2 separate regions of the Homo sapiens genome follow, and region 1 is linked to region 2. Evidence: read pairs that join two places in POLR2A ChIA-PET (ENCODE). Cell type or tissue: PC-9. All regions are shown on one strand. Each heading gives the region's core, and the rest is flanking DNA. Links, peaks and the distances in the headings are about the cores only. Region 1 has its middle 110 kb from the start of NABP1. Region 2 has its middle 26 kb from the start of NABP1.

Region 1 (4,397 bases), core at 116-4,115, 87 kb before region 2:
GTACATTTGGGGATAGTGGGGGTGGGAGGCAGGTGGCGGTATATGCAACATTTATCAAACCTCCAGAGTATTAAGAGGAAAGGTGGTTTCAGAAAAAGAAATCCTTTACATTTCTTCCCCATTTTGACAAAATCCAAACTAAAGCTTCAGTTATGTAGACCCTCTCAGATCTGATATCTTTTCAGGATATAAATAGTACATGTAAGAAAGGAAGTAGGGTAATTATTATAAAATTAGAGAAATATATTTAGTCAGTCAAAATCCTGAGCTGCTTTGCCATTTAAAATTGTGTGTAAAGTTTAGAACTCTCGTTGATCGGACTGTATCATAAAACTGAAAGTGTGGAGAACAAAGACCTCAGAATTCTTGCTCGGCTTTAGAGGATCATGTTCAGGGAGAGGACTCTAATTGAAATGAGGAGTAGATACCAATGGATATTTTACTGTCTATAATGTCAATTGTACAGTTTTGAACTCCATTGTGGGGAATGTCAATGGTCCCTCACTCGTCCAGGGTAACCAAGAGATGAAGAGTTGAGGGGAAGCACTGTGGTGCGGCTTATTGTGGCTGTTTAGTGGTGGTATTTCCTGGAAGGCAAGTTAATGGTGAAATGGAAGGCCCTTTCCTTTTATGTCCCTTTTGGTCTGATATTTTCCATTGTTGACTGCAGGTTGAAATAGCTCAAAATAAAAACCAGAAAATAAAAGCTGCAAGTAAAAACTTCATTTTGCCTATGCCAAATAAAATAGAAAAACTGGACTTCTGGCTTTTCAACATCGATTGCTGTGGGTACTATGGAAGATTCTTCGAATCAGGCACTTCTGGAGAAATTCATGATATGTAATCAAGAAATAACCATAGCCTAGAAGCTGATTTTTTAAGGCGAGCTTCCGTGTTCGTGTTTTCTTCTCCCCTCCTGTTTTGGAGGATTAGATGTAAATGCTCCTTTGTAAAGTTACCCCATCACCTGTTCTCTTTAGCCCATCCTCATGTTTCCCACTGACTTTTATCTCTGGCTTCTCTTTGTCCATGGGAGCTTTTTTCTCTGCCCATAAACATACTCAAATCTACTTTTTTCTTTAAAAGCAACCATCCATCCAGCCCAGAAAACCTTCCCTCAATCTCCAACTCTTTTACTGCCTCTCCTTATCTTGCTTGAAGTCTAAATTCACAGAAGTCTAGTCTGACTTTTTTTCCTATGGCTTCACCTTTCACTCTCTCCCAAGTCATTTCCAAACCAGCTTGCATAGTCACCTCTCTACTAAAGGTAAAAAATGACCTCAGATATCCCATTTACATTCTTTCTGAGTTCTGAGGCATTGACATGTGAATCTCTTCCTCTTTCTTGGAATTCTCATTCCTGGGTTTTGCTTTTTCTTAGTCCTTCTTGCTGGCCCAATCTTCTTTGGACTGTCCTTGGAATCTGGTGTTTTCCAGGTTCTGCCCTCTCTCTCTTCTCTGGCTTTCAGATAATAGCGTGGCATTTATTCATTTCTGGTACTATGCTAAAACCAGAGACACAAGGATGACTAAACATCACCACCTATTAGGAATCTTTGGACACATTAACATTCCAGAGCCTCAATTTTCTCATATAAAAATGGGTCATAAATACTTCAGGTCCAGACCTACATTTGCAATTCCTCATGGTGCAGCCCTGGTTACGAGCCTAACGTGACCAAAAACAAATGCTCAATATCCCCCTTGCACAATCTTTTCCTCTCTCAATAATTCCTCCCATGGCTAATGGCAGTAACATTTCTCTAGTCTAGACACAAGCTAGAAACCTGGGAATCATCCTTTGTTTCCCTTTCCCTCAACCTCTACATCCAATAAATCTCCAAGCCTACCACTTGTCTATCAGAAATATTGCTTTAAAACCTGCCACTTCATTGCCCCACCCAGACCTCATCATTTCTCCCCTGGCCAATACTACCGTAGCCTTTGTTCTCCTTTCCTTCTTCTAGGTTCTACACCGACTCCAAAATTCATTCTCCACAATGCTGCCAGAGTGACTGTTTAAAAGTAATACTTTGATCACATCTTATCTGCTCTAAAAGACTTCAGTGGTTCCTGCTGTCTATAGGATAAAGTTCAAGCATTTGTAAAACACTTCCTGTTTTGTCCACAACCTCCTTGTATGGTCTCACACTGAGTCCTCCTTCCTTTACCCAGTCACCTCTTATTTTAGCCACAAGGGTTACTGCACTTTCGCCAAGAGGAGTGAGGTCCCTGTGCTACGGTTTATGTTGTTCCTTCTGTTTGCAGCACTTTTCTCCTATTCCCCCACATGGGGACATCCTCCTGGATTTCAAAACATGTTCCAAAGTCCTCTTCTTCCCCGAGGCCTTCTTTGAGCCTTCTCTGGAGGAATAAGTCCTTCTCTATTCTTTCTGTGCTCACACAACTTTGCTTCCCTGTTCTCTTTGCCACCTTATCAGATCGCATTCATAGATGTGAGGGTTATCTTATCTGCTTATTGAGCAAGGACTGCACCTCAGGCTTTTGACCATCCCAGGAGCTTATCATGGTTCCATGGCCAGAACTCAACAAATATGTGTAGCAAGAAGCGAGTAATAAAAAAAAAAAAAAAAAGAAGAGTGCAGAATGCCAGCAGGTCCAGGGTTATATGGCAAAGCCAGCCTTGTGTTGGTCTGAACACTAAAGCAATGTTTCTTTTTGTTACCAGCAGATCCCAGAATATTCACCACTTCAATCCTATATCCTGTGACCCTCAACCTAGAGTCAAAGGAGCAAAGCCATGAAGAGAACCATTTTGTCCACATGGGGGCAGCACAGGCACTTCCACAATCGTATCCGAGGTCCCCAGGTTTCTCACCTCAAGGGTCCATTTATAGCCAGACCCAACTTTTCCTTGCCTGAGGTCCAAACTCAAGAGGCTTCACGTCTCCTCCGCCACCTTCTTCTGGGCTATAGAAGGCATTAATTTTAAGGTGATTTTAAAAAACCATTTATGGAGGTTCATCATAAATTGCTTGCCCCCAGGCGCTGGAGTAAGTTTCAATCATTCACCGTGTTCCTGAATAATGAAGAAGCTTCTCCACCGAAACAACGCTATCATACACCCAGACGGGCAACGCCTTTTTCTGTGGGTCCCTAGAAGTGTTTGTTGAGCTCTAAGGGGAGTCAGATCCAGATCTCATGCTCCCTGGAGTTTATGCTGGTTGGAGTGGGTGATTACTCCCAGGCCCAGGGGTAGCACCAGCATACCTAGCATCCACAGTCATATTAACTTTTCCACAAGGATTTTCTTTCTACTGCATTCCTACTTTTAAGAGCAGGCAGCCACAGCTGTGACAGTTTGCCATTCCTCTCCACTTGTTTCCAATAATGCCTCTTTAGTTACTTTGTGAAAAGATTCTCGACTGAGATTTTTCTTGCTTTCTATCTTCTAAAGTGTTTATTACTAGAAGATTCAACTTTCAGATTCTCTGAAGAAAATTCTTTCCTAGGAAAGGTAAGAGGTAGAAGAGGTAGCTAAAATTAGTTTCTTTTTTGGCTCTGCAAAAGCAATTGCAGCAATGGCAATAGTTGGCTGCAATAACTTAACAAATGGCTTCAGAAATGAGCTCTTCACTGGAATTTGAAAGAGCTCTCAGTGAATCCTGTTTTATAATTACTGCCTGATTCTAATGGGACACTCTAAAGCTTGAGTGTCTCCCAGTTTCATTCCTCAGGTGAGCCCTCTGGTTAACTTTGTCCAATTTGACACATCGGCACTGAACTCTCACCCGCAGTTTATGGGCTGATGACTGTTTAATTACACCTGCCAGCCTTCAGCAATCTCAATGATTAAGAATTGCAATACTGTGTCCTATTAATCTGCCTGGATTCCTTTCCATCTAAGGAAGTCAAAGAGTTTTTTGTTAATTTTTGATATACTTAGTGGAACTTGATAGAGAGCGTCAGAAGAAAATAGAGTTAAGAGGATGGTAATTGACCTCGCCAGGATCATTCTAAGTCAGCAGCAATTGGGGTAAGAATTTGGAGATTTGGGCAGCCTTTTTTGTTTAGTTAAAATTAGCTTTGGCCATAAAATCTAAAGCACACTATCATTATACAGGTTCGACTTGTCTTTGCTGTGTGTCTGCATATATTCATGAAATACTTCACCTCCACAGTTAGCACTTTCCATCTCTAAAATGCGGAGAGCAGGTCGGGCACGGTGGCTCATTCCTGTAATCCCAGCACTTTGGGAGGCCAAAGCAGGCGGATCACCTGAGGTGAGGAGTTCAAGACCAGCCTGGCCAACATGGTGAAACCCCGTCTCTACTAAAATACAAAAATTAGCCAAGTGTGTTTCTCGCTCCTGTAGTCCCAGATACTCAGGAGGCTGAGGAAGGAGAATTGCTTGAACCCTGGAGGTAGTGGAGGTT
Region 2 (4,397 bases), core at 311-4,310:
AGGGTGTTGCTGTGAGGATTAAATGGGGTAATGCATTTAAAGCTCTTACTTACTACTGATAGGTGATAAGTACTCCATAATGGTAATAATAACAATAATAATTGTTGGGTTTTTTTGAATGTTCTTTATTCTCCAATCTTACCTTGTATGCCAAATATTTTGCTATATACTATATACATATATATTTTACTATATATATATTTTACTATATATATATATATAGTTATTAAATACTTCCTATATTTGAAGGTAGTAATTGAACCCGTCAGTTGTCTTCTGCTGAGCATTAAAGAACTAAAATTCTCCTTTGAAAACTTTAGAGTTATCTAATTTTATCCCTGGACAATTGGTCTGAGGTTATTTAACATAGTAGTGGACATCCCTATACACTCAAAAGACTAAGAAATAGGCTGTATTACAGCATTTAAAAAATAACAAAGACCATGAATCATGAAAAGAAAGGCTGATGATAGTATATTCAAATTTTTCTGAATTTAAAGAAGACTTCATCCAAGATATATTTTTTTAAACCAACTCTAAAAGGGAAAATCAGCAATTACTCAAGTCCTGAGAATACAGTAGTGAGAAATAATACATGTATTCCTTGCTTTCATATTGCTTATAGTGTGGTGGGAGAGGCAGATATTAATCAAATAGACATAAAAAGAGGGCCTAATTAATAAGTGAGACAAATGCTATAAAGAAATGAAGCATGTTTCTGTATGTGTAAATTCAAAAGAAGAATGACCTCACTAGGTTTCCCTGAGGAAGTGACACTGAACAGAAACCTAAGGATTGACTAAGCAATAACCAGGGCCAATGAACAGGGCAGTTAGACATTGGGAGCAGCTGTAGAAGAGAGCTGTTCTGCCTGAAGGGGCTTTTAGGGGGAAAGAGTTTCAGACAAAAAGAGGATCAGAAAGAAAGGCAGCCCGACTAGGGAGCTGACACCAGGGGAGGAGAACCACTAGATAAAACCAGAGAAGGAATAAGGCCAATCCCTGCAGGCTTTTACAGGCCTTGCTAATGATTGTCACTCTTATTCATAGGAAACTTAGAGATTTTAGGCAGGTTGTGTAGAATATGATCTGGCTTGTATTTTGCAAAGGTGTCTATGACTGCAGTTTGGGGAATGGGCCAGTGAGTTGCTGAAAGAGATCAGTTAGGAGGCAATGGTAAAAGTCTAGGAGAGACGTGCTAGTAACTTGGACTAGGATCTTCATAGTAGAGATGAAAAGAAGTAAACGTGTCATAAACATTCATGACAGAACTTAGTGATGGGTAGATAAAGAGGCTGAAGAAGAAGGTGTTAGAATGACTCCTACATTTCTGATATGAGTAATTAAAAGGATAGTGACCATCTTATTACATGGTAATAAGAGAACACTGTAGCATCCAGAGTTTGAATGCAAGATTAACAATTTTACTTTGGACATTTTGAGTTTCATATAATTAGAAGATTTCTGGTAAGCACAGAATCAAAACAAAAAAAAAAATGATGGAGGTCTTGATGGATGTTTCAACCAAACTGTGGTCAACATATTTCTTTAGTGACTGCATTTGTGTTTGTTAGTTTTAGTACCTGTCTTTCTAGAAGAGTTAGAATAAACATTGCCAACTTTCTTATAACATAGAGAGTAATAATAGCGCAGGATCTGGGATGTTAGACTGAACACATACATTCGAATCTCTTTCCTTCTGAACCCAGTTGAGAGAACAATGAAATAATTGTTAACAAAACATAAATGCACAAGGACAAAGGGAATGAGATAGGAGACAACAGCAATAAAACTTTAGAAACTGGGAAGCAGACAGACAAGTAGTAACTGAATTAAGACAACCAAAAAAGCTGAATCTTCAGCTTGACGATAACCAACCCAGCTTACATTATAGAACCCCCCAAATTGGATCACATAGCTGGGTGTGGTGTTGCATGCTTGTAGTCCCAACTTCTTAGGCGGCTGAGGTGGAAAGATCACTTGAGCTTAGGAGTTCAAGGCTGCAGTGCTTTTGATCACACCTATGTAGAGCCACTGCATTTCAGCCTGGGCAACATAGAGAGACCTGTTTTTTTTTTTGTTTTGTCTTTTTCTTTTTTTTTTTTTTTTAAAAAAAGAAGCACAGATATCTTAGGAACTAGGAATGAGGGTGGTGCTTAAACATGGGATTTGGTGAGACCTCTTTGTAAGAAGCTGATGGATACCGAATTCCCCATTCCTATTCTTTTCAGGTGGGAGACTGCCTCTTCTTTTGGTGCCAAGAACAAATACAGGGACTCTGGACTGGGGTTACCAGGAAAGGATGTAGGCTACAATATTGCAGGCTGGGGATTAAGTATGTATTTATAAGTTGTATACTGAAACTTCCTCAATCTTTTTCCTTCACTTAGCTCCCAGAACACCGTTAGCCAGGCTTATGTTTTCTTAGCAGAAGGCTGGAAATATTGTCTGGGCAATCTTATCAACCTGAAAGAAAAGACACTGACAGTGGCCCAGTATGTTGGCCTATGTCACATCATCCTGTAGCAAACCCAATGGAGAGTCCCCTCATGCATACAAAACATCCTCTTTTCAATGCTTCATTCTTAAAATAAAACTAGACAGCTAGGAATCACTAGATATTTGAGGAAATCCTATTAACAAAAGATAGAGACCAAACCAAACCAAACAAACAGAAGAAAACAACTTGAAGGAAACAAGCTCTGCCAACAGAACAATAAGAAAATATATAAAATAACAGGATTATCTATAAAAGGAATATTCAGTGAGCTCAAAAGAAACCTAAATGTTAAAAATATGACATTAAAAATAAGACGTTTAATGTAAGAGATAAAAGATAAAGAAATCTCCTAGGAAGTAGAACAAAAAGGCTAATAAGGATAATTGAGGAGAAAGGCTGTATGAAAATTAGAGGATCAGTCCTGATGATCCAACATGTAATAATAGTATTACTAAAAGAAGAGAACAGAGGGTAGGAAATTATCAAAAATTTGTAACATTGAAATCTTACAATCTCAGTTTTCAGGTTGAAGGGCTCACCAACTACCAGAATGATGGGGAGAAATTTATGTTCACCTGAGAGTATCATCATAAAACTGTCATTGATATATCCTCAATACCTAGAATAGTGCCTGGCACATAGTAGTCACTGTGTAAATTTGTACTAAAGAATTTAAACATTCAGCACAAGAGGGACAAAAAGATGAGACTACAAACTTCCAGAATAAAACAGGTTTAATATATAAAATGAAGAATCAGAGTGTCATCTGTCTTCTCAATAGCAACACCTAAATCTAAAAGAGCAGTGCTTTCAAAATTCACAGGAAGAGACTTCTACACCTTGAAAGAGTATTGTGTAGACTGAAGATATTTTCAAATTTATAAGGTGTCTTAGTCCATTTTCTATTGCTATGAGTAAATACTATAGACTGAGTAATTTATAAAAAATAAAGTTTTATTTAGCTCATGATTCTGGAGGCTGGGAAATACAAAAGCACAGCACTCGTATCTGGTGAGGGCCTTCTTGCTGCATCACAGCATGACAAGAACATCACATAGCAGTAGGGCAAAAGCATGTCAGCTCAGGTCTCTCTTCCTCTTTTTATAAAGCCACCACTCCCATCATGGGGGCTCCATCCTGATGACCTTATCTAACCCTAATTACCACCCAAAGGCCCCACCTCCAAATACCATCAGCATATAAATTTGAAGATTAGGTTTCCAACATGTGAATTTGAGGGACACAGTCAAATCATAGCATAAAGCCTCAAAACATTTATTTCCTTTGCACTCTTTTTCGAGAAGCTACTGAGTTATGTTCTTCACTAGGAAACAAGCCGAGAAAGAGGAAGACATAGGAATCAGGAAACAAGATCCAAGACTAGAAATGACCAGGAGAGTCCCCAGGAGTATGACGAAGGCAGCCTCCATCAGCTGGGCGGGGTGGGGGAGAAAGTAGTTGCCTCTAGGGCATGAAAAATGGAAGATAGGAACTAGGGATGGTTGTTTTCCAAGCAAACCTTGTAGAAAAATATTTGATTTTTAATGCTGAAGAGCATCTTATCCAGATAGAAGCAAGTCAGATTTCCTTGAGAAGATGAAGTTGTTAAGTCCTAATGCATTTGAATATATTAAAAGGAGATTTCTACAATTGAGGTGGAGTTTGAATTAGTAATAAATACAAAGAAAACTAAGTGAAAAGCAATAAGATAACTAAGACAATACTTCCAAAAAGTAAGACAAAAGTGGATCCCCTAGGCCGGGCGCGGTGGCTCATGCCTATAATCCCAGCACTTTGGGAGGCTGGGGTGGGTGGACCAGCCTGGCCAACATAGTGAAACCCTATCTCTACTAAAAATACAAAAGATTAGTTGGGTGTGGTGGCGGGTGCCTGTAATC

The links. Peaks named below come from ENCODE experiments on the same cell type or tissue, not always from the same donor. Only the 100,000 strongest peaks of a DNase experiment are listed, where the experiment ranks them.
Region 1: POLR2A ChIA-PET joins it to region 2 with 16 read pairs; 2 of 35 experiments call an interaction of 5 or more read pairs at or near these places.

Annotation. Positions count from the first base shown.
Region 1 is chr2:191,563,665-191,568,061 of GRCh38, forward strand. No RefSeq gene overlaps it. Among named protein-coding and RNA genes, the nearest start is that of NABP1, 110 kb to the right of the region's middle. RefSeq lists an enhancer at 340-1,539. In PC-9, for the core only: a CTCF peak has its summit at 2,824 (motif pointing right); DNase peaks (open chromatin) are centred at 2,117 and 2,777; H3K27ac peaks cover 2,213 bases.
Region 2 is chr2:191,650,295-191,654,691 of GRCh38, forward strand. No RefSeq gene overlaps it. Among named protein-coding and RNA genes, the nearest start is that of NABP1, 26 kb to the right of the region's middle. In PC-9, for the core only: no CTCF peak of the experiment used is centred there; no DNase peak of the experiment used is centred there.